Regions from separate parts of the Homo sapiens genome. Here region 2 is linked to region 1. The links are chromatin contacts, found by Hi-C or POLR2A ChIA-PET in ENCODE. All regions are on one chromosome and are shown on one strand. Each heading gives the region's core, a stretch centred on a gene start or an enhancer-like site at or near the end of the contact. The rest is flanking DNA. Distances are from core to core; before and after follow the strand shown. Region 1 holds the start of FAM89A (family with sequence similarity 89 member A). Region 2 holds the start of EGLN1 (egl-9 family hypoxia inducible factor 1).

What was found. A loop is a pair of places that touch in the nucleus more often than their neighbours do. ChIA-PET counts read pairs that join two places held with the same protein, here RNA polymerase II (POLR2A). Pooled maps may share reads with other maps.
Region 2: a map of CD8-positive, alpha-beta T cell shows a loop between it and region 1 (7-fold over the local background). The contact joins the promoter of EGLN1 here to the promoter of FAM89A in region 1. A Hi-C loop is called at or near these places in 2 of 168 maps with a recorded cell type or tissue (CD8-positive, alpha-beta T cell and naive thymus-derived CD4-positive, alpha-beta T cell) and 6 of 50 pooled maps. POLR2A ChIA-PET finds 5 or more read pairs at or near these places in 2 of 52 experiments (OCI-LY7 and activated CD4-positive, alpha-beta T cell).

Annotation. Positions count from the first base shown.
Region 1 is chr1:231,038,085-231,042,312 of GRCh38, reverse strand. FAM89A (family with sequence similarity 89 member A) reads left to right here and starts at 2,059. Exons shown (of 2, transcript NM_198552.3): 1 at 2,059-2,392. The coding sequence starts at 2,102. RefSeq lists silencers at 1,898-2,007, 2,268-2,317, 2,958-3,037 and an enhancer at 2,700-3,381.
Region 2 is chr1:231,420,444-231,424,671 of GRCh38, reverse strand. It overlaps EGLN1 (egl-9 family hypoxia inducible factor 1), which reads left to right and starts at 2,385. Exons shown (of 5, transcript NM_022051.3): 1 at 2,385-3,674. The coding sequence starts at 2,784. RefSeq lists silencers at 1,920-2,244, 2,000-3,179 and an enhancer at 3,560-3,829.

The sequences.
Region 1 (4,228 bases), core at 810-3,309:
GCCTGGCCAACATCGTGAAACCCCATTTCTACTAAAAATACAAAAATTAGTCGGGCGTCGTGGCACATGCCTGTAATTCCAGCTACTTGGGAGGCAGAGACAGGAGAATTGCTTGACCCAGGAGGCAGAGGTTGCAGTGAGCTGAGATCACGCCACTGCACTCTAGCTTGAGTGATAGACTGTCTCATAAAAAAAAAAAAATTCATGCTAAGGTGTGAACCGAATGTCAAAATGCTTCCCACCCCTTCCTCTCCCTTACTCCCACACAGGCAGACTGGTCACTCTCCTGAAGACACCCACCGTTTACATAAGTGAATGAATAAATACCTGACATCCAGAAATGTGACTAGGTAATTAGTAGAAGGTGAGGCACAGTGAAGAGGCGGAAAATTCTGGGCAGTGGGTGGGGTGGGAAGCCTGGGTGCTGTCAATCACACCGCCTGCACTAAAGCTTCTTCATATCAGTCTCACCCACTTGCAACCGTCCAGGGAGAATATTGTGCCAATTTCAAAGACACTGCTTCTGGGGTGGGCTCTAGGAGGTGGTAAAGGGTATAAAACAACCCAAAGTGCAGGGCTCTTTTATGTTGGGTGTCTGAAGTGCTCAGAACACTTTATAATTTTGATCCCCTTGAATGTAGCTAGAAAATTAAATCCCTTTATAATTAAAGCCAATAATGAATGGGCATTAAAGTTATCCAATCTATACACTGCATTAGTTTTTAATCTGCGGTTGGGCTGTAGCGTTTACTTCTTGATCTTTTCTATCTCTAATCTGGTTATAACTGCCTGTCATTTTTACTTTTCCTGGGAGGGGCAGAGTCTCTCTCTCTCTTCTCTTTTCCTCTGAGGTGTGCGTCGTGTTTATTTTTGCCTGAGCTGATGGATAATTTCCGAGATTTAATCCCTTTCTCTGGTTTCCTGACATTTCCACTTAGAGTTACTCTTGTGTTTATGGCCAGAATGAAAGGCATGTTTACTAGTGTTTTGAAGTTTCAAAAGTGGGTCTGGCGTTCTTGCTGACTGCTGCGGGTACTGCTGGACAAGGCCGTGCTGAGAAGGCCAGCGCGCCCGGCGGCAAGGAGCGACCTGCCCGGGTCTGGGGCCCCCAGCCGCCCCCCGCGGCGAGTGGGAGGCAGCAGGAGGCGGGCTGGATTCCGCCCTCGGGGAGGGCCGGGGGTCCTGGGACCAGAGCCAGGCCTCCTGCCCTCGACGTCCTGCCGGTTGTGAGCCAGAGCCTCGGTACCCCCACCCCCTGCAACGGCCTGCTTCGTGGGATCTGAAGCTGGGCCGCCCCCTGGGCAGGGCAGGGATCGGTGAGGCAAGGAGCTGAGGAGCGCTGGCAGGTAAGGGGGAAGTCTGGAGCCGGGTTGGAGGTGAGCGGGCGTTGAGGGGTGGGACAGAGGGAGTGGAGACGGGGCTGGGGGCGAGCCAGTGAACTGGGGGTGGCACAGAGGAGGTGGGAGCAGAGATGGGGGTGATCCGGAAGCCTGGGGTGGGGGGTGAGTGGGTTCGGAGCTGAGGGTGAGCCAGTGAGCTGAGGGTGGCACAGAGGGCGTGGGGGCGGAACTGGGGGTGAGCCGGGAAGCTGGGGGTTGGCACAGAGGAGGTGGGGACAGAGATGCGGGTGAGCCGGGAAGCTGGGGTTCGGGGTGGCGCGGGTGAGAGGGTTCGGAGCTAGGGGTGAGCCGGGAAGCTGGGAGGTGGTTCAGAGGAGGTGGGGACAGAGATGGGGGTGAACCGGGAAGCTGCGGGTCGCGGGGGGCTTAGTAGGTTCGGAGCTAGGGAGTGGCACAGAAGGGTTCGTGACGGGGCTGGAGGTGAGTCGGGGGGTTAGAGGGTAGTCACGCGGAGTTGGAGATGAATTAGGGCGCTGGAGGGGCGCGAGGGAGGAGGAGACCCGGGTGGAGGCGAGCCCGGCTGCTGGACGCGGACGCCACCCGGACCCGGGGCCCGCGCAGGGGCCTCGAGGAGAGGGGGCGGGGCCGGGGGGGCGTGGCGCGGGAGGGGAAGTGGGCGGGGCACCGCCGGGAAGGGGGCGGGCCGGGGGAAAGCCTTGGTTCGCTGCAGCGGGGCAGGCGCGTGGCCGGGCCGCGGCGCGATGAGTGGGGCCCGGGCGGCGCCCGGGGCCGCGGGCAACGGCGCGGTCCGGGGGCTGCGGGTGGACGGGCTGCCCCCGCTGCCAAAGAGCTTGAGCGGGCTGCTGCACTCGGCGTCGGGCGGCGGCGCGTCTGGGGGCTGGCGGCACCTGGAGCGGCTGTACGCGCAGAAGTCGCGCATCCAGGACGAGCTGAGCCGCGGGGGCCCGGGCGGCGGCGGGGCCCGGGCGGCAGCGCTGCCCGCCAAGCCTCCCAACCTGGACGCCGCTCTGGCGCTGCTCCGCAAAGAGATGGTGAGTGGGGCTCCGCGAGCTGGGGCTCTTCCCGGCCGGGCTCGCCGTCCCGGGAAAGTTCGCGGGGACCGCGCTCTGTCCGGAAGTCCCCGCGCCCACCCGCCCTTTCGGGCTCCTCCGCCCCAGGCGCCGGCGCCGTCCTCCCAACGACCCCCATTTTTCTCGCGTGCTCCGTGCCCACGATTGGAACCCCCGCGGGAGAGCCCCGCGCGCAGAGGGCGGCTTTCTTATGCCCGGCGCCCTCAGTCCGGCCCCGCTGGCTCGGAAACCTGGGCGCCCGGAAGCGCTGTGCGGGGTTCGTGCCTGGCCTGGGGGCGGGGGCGGCCTTGTCACCTCTCCCCGAGTGAAACAGACCTTCCCGGTGGGGGAAAGGCTTTCACAGCGGCCCAACGGATTAACGCGATTGCGTTTTCCTACCACGAAGAGGACAACTTTTGTCCGCCGCCAGTGTAGACAGCAGATTGGAACAGCCCGGCCCCCTTTCCGGCGCCCCAGGCCGCGCGTCCGTGATCCGATTACCGCGGGATGGCCCCGGCGCACAGATGGCTGCGAAAGCAGACGCGCACCCCGGGCGAGGGAGGCGGCCGGGTCCCTCAGCCCCGCGAAGCTGATTGCCCAAACCCTCTTGAGAAAGGTGGGAGGTGGCTGTCCTCCCGGTCTGGGTGCTGTCCATGTGAGTTCTTCGCCTTGTGTCTAAGCTCCATACCATGGGCTCAGTGTTTCTCTGTGCTTGGGAAGTACATTAGCTGTTTGTGGACCAGAACACACATGATTTAGGGTGACGCTAAAAGTAGGACAAGGGCAGGGATTTAGGCAACAGCGAGTCTTTCCCCAGCTTTCTCGGCCAGGCGTAGGCCAGGCAAGAAGAAATCAAAAACTTTTCCTCTTTTCTACCATCTTACTGGCCCCCATCACCTCCTCCCAATCCCCTCGTTTTAAAAGCCTCCCTTTCCATTCACCTCGTCCAGGTTGTCTCCTTTCCCTATAGGTAAATTGTTAAGAAATCTAACATTAGGAAAGCTGCCTTTTCCCAAAACTAAATTTGCCAAAAAATAAATTGTTATAGGAATCTTTTAAATATGTATCTAGTGCATTTAAGATATTGTTTAGAAAAATTCAGGGTATGCATACTTTTTTTTCAGGAGCATTATCTGTTCTGAAAACTAAGACTTAATTGAATTCAGAAAGCAGCCTTAACACTTTTAATCAAAGAGATATTGTCTTCCTACTCTGTAGCTGGCATTGAAGTGATTTCCAATTCTCACTGAAAAGATTTTCTAAGCTTCTTACAGAACCACTTAAATTCCAAGCCAACCGTTTTTAATTTATTAAAAAACATTCATTGACATAAGCATCACACAGCTGGTGAACTGCATTTTAATTAGATAAATCTACACGTAGTGTGTTTACAGTCTGAACTTGGACATAGCAGAACCACGGGGGTGAAGTAGGAAGATCATCTTTGATTATTTAAATTCCATACTTGAGCAAGAGATAGAAAAACCTCGGGGCCGCTCCTGTTGTGAAGCTGTGGTTTATAAACATGCTCTGGAGTCTTGCTATGGTGGCTTGGGAGTCAACGTGCCATTCCCAGAAGTATTTTTCCAGGTCCCTCCTGGTGTGACTGAAGCACAACCACATCCGTATAATTACGCCTTGGACCAGAGCTCTCTGTAAGCCTATTTGAAGCACAAGAAAAATAAACAGCCATCTTTGGTCTGCCTGGTATTTAGCTGAGATAAAGATAAGATATGGCTGCAGGTTTTGACAAGTTCCTTTCAAGAAATGTCACAAGGCCTTTAAAGTTGCCCAGAGAATCTTTCGGCTTTTTAATTG
Region 2 (4,228 bases), core at 1,136-3,635, 380 kb before region 1:
CATCTGAGTAAGTGGCGGCTGCGACAATGCTACTGGAGTTCCAGAATCGTGTTGGTGACAAGATTGTTCACCAGCATATGGTGTGGTGAAAACTCACTAATTTGGAATTAGTTCAGATTATTAAGCCTGAATAGGTGAAAATCCTGAAATCAAGGATCTTTGGAACTATTTGAAATCAGTATTTTATATTTTCCTGTTGTATTCATTAAAGTGTTGCAAGTGTTCTATTTGATGGATTAAGTATATTTAGGATATACATGTTCAATTTGTGATTTTGTATACTTAATTGGAACAAGAAAGCTAATAAAGGTTTTGATATGGACATCTATTCTTTTAAGTAAACTTCAATGAAAATATATGAGTAGAGCATATAGAGATGTAAATAATTTGTGGACACACCACAGACTGAAATAGCAAATTTAAAAGAAATTGTTGGAAGAATCAAGTGTTTGTGGAATGAGTCCTCCTAGTAAAGTTCCTGCTCTTGTGAATAATTAAGCCTCATGTATAATTACTATAGCAAAAGGAAGCCTAAGAAGTATTAGACTCTACTTGTATTTAAATTACATTTTACATAATTTATGTGTATGAAAAATGTTTTAAATGCTTATTTTCGTAAGCCATGAGATAGCTCCTTTATATTTTAAGAATTTCTGAATTAATTTGCTTGGATTTTATTAGTGCAAATGGCAGAGCTAGCAATTCCTTTTTCTGTGTTCCCATTCCATCCTATTCATCCCTCTTTTAGGAAACTCTGAACTCTGGATTGTCCTTGTTTACATACCTGCCTCCTGCATTGGACTATGTGTCTCTGAGTGTAGTATGACTAATTCATTTGTTTGTCAAGGACTCTCAATGCATTTGTTGAACAGCCTAATTAGTAATGTCTGCAACAATGACATTTTACTGTATTTAATAAAGCTCTGGGAAAGTAGGATACACATAAGACAGGTCTAGGTCTAAATTCTTTACAGAAACTTGGATTTTTAGTTCGGTTTGAAATTTGAAGATGTGAGTATATTTATCTCAGTTTCCCAAAGGACAAGCTAATTGGAATTATCATCCTCTTTCACTTGATTGGATCCCCAGAATGCCATTTACGCATGCAGCAGGATTTTATAACAGTTTTAAATTCTGTATATTTGATGAAGAGGTTTTATATTTTTGGATTCAAGCCTCTTTTTAAACTTCTACAATATGGTTTACAATAATTCCTTATATCCTGCTTTTGAAATACATATTACAACTTTTTAAGTTTGGAAGGCTATATTTCAAGGACTGAAGTTACAGTATACTCAAGTGATACACAAGCCTAGCACCCCACTTTCCACATAGTGTTCGATAAAGATTGATAAACTCGAAATCACAGACCTTTTAATTCTTAAGACAAATAGCAGCAGAAAGAAACATCTTTGGCTTATTTCTGGTAAGGTTTTTATGCTCTGTAAAACAAAGAATTGTATTCATCCGCGCAGCACAGATTCTATTAAAAATAAATGTGAGAGTCGTTAATGTAGTACTGCTCATTTACCATCAAAATTCACTTTTCAGGAATAATCCCATCAGTTTAAATTGGATATTGGAATGAGCATTGATTACATTTAACTTGGTAGCCCAAAATTTCTTCATGGGGTTTTGAACTCGGCGGGATTTCAAAGGTTTTAAAAATGAGTTTTTGATTTTTTTTAAAACCCTCAAATTTCATTACCTTTAAACTAGGTCGAAACGGGGCGCAAGAGATTGGATTAACACCATAGTAATACTTATTTTGTTCTTAACCATTTCAGGGCTTCTTGAAATAGAGGCTGTATGGTGTAATGGAAAAAACAGCCTTGGAATCTGGGAGCCTGATTCCTGGATTCAGTCCCAGTTTTGCGTGACCTTGGGCAAGTTACTTTACTTCTCTGAATTTCCGTTTCCTCCTCTGCAAAATGAGGATCGCAATAGCCACCTTGCAACCTTGACTGGAGCGAGCCTCGCACACCCCGCGCCGGCCTGGAGGAAGAGCAGCCATGATTACGCCGCCTTCGCTCCGCTACCCGCTTGCGGCTGGCGCCCTCCTCCAGCAGGTGTAGGCGCTGCCGCGCTGCCCCACGCCTTTCCGCCGCTCGCGGGCCTGCGCCTCGGCGTCCCCGAGGAGGCCGCTGCGGGCTGAGGTAGCGCACCGGCCTCTCGGCGTCCCAGTCCGGTCCCGGGCGGAGGGAAAGCGGGCGACCCACCTCCGAGGCAGAAGCCGAGGCCCGGCCCCGCCGAGTGCGGAGGAGCGCAGGCAGCCCCCGCCCCTCGGCCCTCCCCCCGGCCCTCCCGGCCCTCCCTCCGCCCCCTCCGCCCTCGCGCGCCGCCCGCCCGGGTCGCCGCGGGGCCGTGGTGTACGTGCAGAGCGCGCAGAGCGAGTGGCGCCCGTATGCCCTGCGCTCCTCCACAGCCTGGGCCGGGCCGCCCGGGACGCTGAGGCGGCGGCGGCGGCCGAGGGGGCCGGTCTTGCGCTCCCCAGGCCCGCGCGCCTGAGCCCAGGTTGCCATTCGCCGCACAGGCCCTATTCTCTCAGCCCTCGGCGGCGATGAGGCGCTGAGGCGGCTGCCGGCGCTGCGCCGGAGCTTAGGACTCGGAAGCGGCCGGGCCGAGGGCGTGGGGTGCCGGCCTCCCTGAGGCGAGGGTAGCGGGTGCATGGCGCAGTAACGGCCCCTATCTCTCTCCCCGCTCCCCAGCCTCGGGCGAGGCCGTCCGGCCGCTACCCCTCCTGCTCGGCCGCCGCAGTCGCCGTCGCCGCCGCCGCCGCCGCCATGGCCAATGACAGCGGCGGGCCCGGCGGGCCGAGCCCGAGCGAGCGAGACCGGCAGTACTGCGAGCTGTGCGGGAAGATGGAGAACCTGCTGCGCTGCAGCCGCTGCCGCAGCTCCTTCTACTGCTGCAAGGAGCACCAGCGTCAGGACTGGAAGAAGCACAAGCTCGTGTGCCAGGGCAGCGAGGGCGCCCTCGGCCACGGAGTGGGCCCACACCAGCATTCCGGCCCCGCGCCGCCGGCTGCAGTGCCGCCGCCCAGGGCCGGGGCCCGGGAGCCCAGGAAGGCAGCGGCGCGCCGGGACAACGCCTCCGGGGACGCGGCCAAGGGAAAAGTAAAGGCCAAGCCCCCGGCCGACCCAGCGGCGGCCGCGTCGCCGTGTCGTGCGGCCGCCGGCGGCCAGGGCTCGGCGGTGGCTGCCGAAGCCGAGCCCGGCAAGGAGGAGCCGCCGGCCCGCTCATCGCTGTTCCAGGAGAAGGCGAACCTGTACCCCCCAAGCAACACGCCCGGGGATGCGCTGAGCCCCGGCGGCGGCCTGCGGCCCAACGGGCAGACGAAGCCCCTGCCGGCGCTGAAGCTGGCGCTCGAGTACATCGTGCCGTGCATGAACAAGCACGGCATCTGTGTGGTGGACGACTTCCTCGGCAAGGAGACCGGACAGCAGATCGGCGACGAGGTGCGCGCCCTGCACGACACCGGGAAGTTCACGGACGGGCAGCTGGTCAGCCAGAAGAGTGACTCGTCCAAGGACATCCGAGGCGATAAGATCACCTGGATCGAGGGCAAGGAGCCCGGCTGCGAAACCATTGGGCTGCTCATGAGCAGCATGGACGACCTGATACGCCACTGTAACGGGAAGCTGGGCAGCTACAAAATCAATGGCCGGACGAAAGTAAGTGTGTGCTGCGGGTTTGTGCTGGACAGGCCCTTCTCGGCGGGCAGCCCCTGCCTGCGACTGAAACTGCCTAGGCTGAGAAGCAGCATTCCTCTATATAGAAGGGACTCGCTCTTTCTTGTGTAGCTCCCCGTAAGGAAGACGGACAGAATTTGTAGTAGCTGTTTATCTAGTTAGCCCCTTTGTATCCACTGTTTTCCACTTACTGCCCGTTCACAAACTTCTCCGGCTAATTGCATGGTTTTTTGACTCAACGTAGGCGCTTTAACTTTCCTATTTTCTTTTTTCCATTCCACTATTGGTCACAATTCAAACCTTAGTGGCGTTTTAGCCACCCAGTGAAGGGGTGTTAGAGTACCACCCAAAGCAAGTCCTGGTTCTGCATCTGCCTTGTGTTTGCATAAGCTGTTAAATTTCCTATGGTGTCTGAACCACTCATCACATTTCGATTGAGAGTCAAACGCTGTGTTCAGTTAGGAATTTGCCGGCTGACCGCAAAAAGGTACATTTAAAATAAGCATTTAGTCGAAAGACTCTGTATTCAGGAAGAG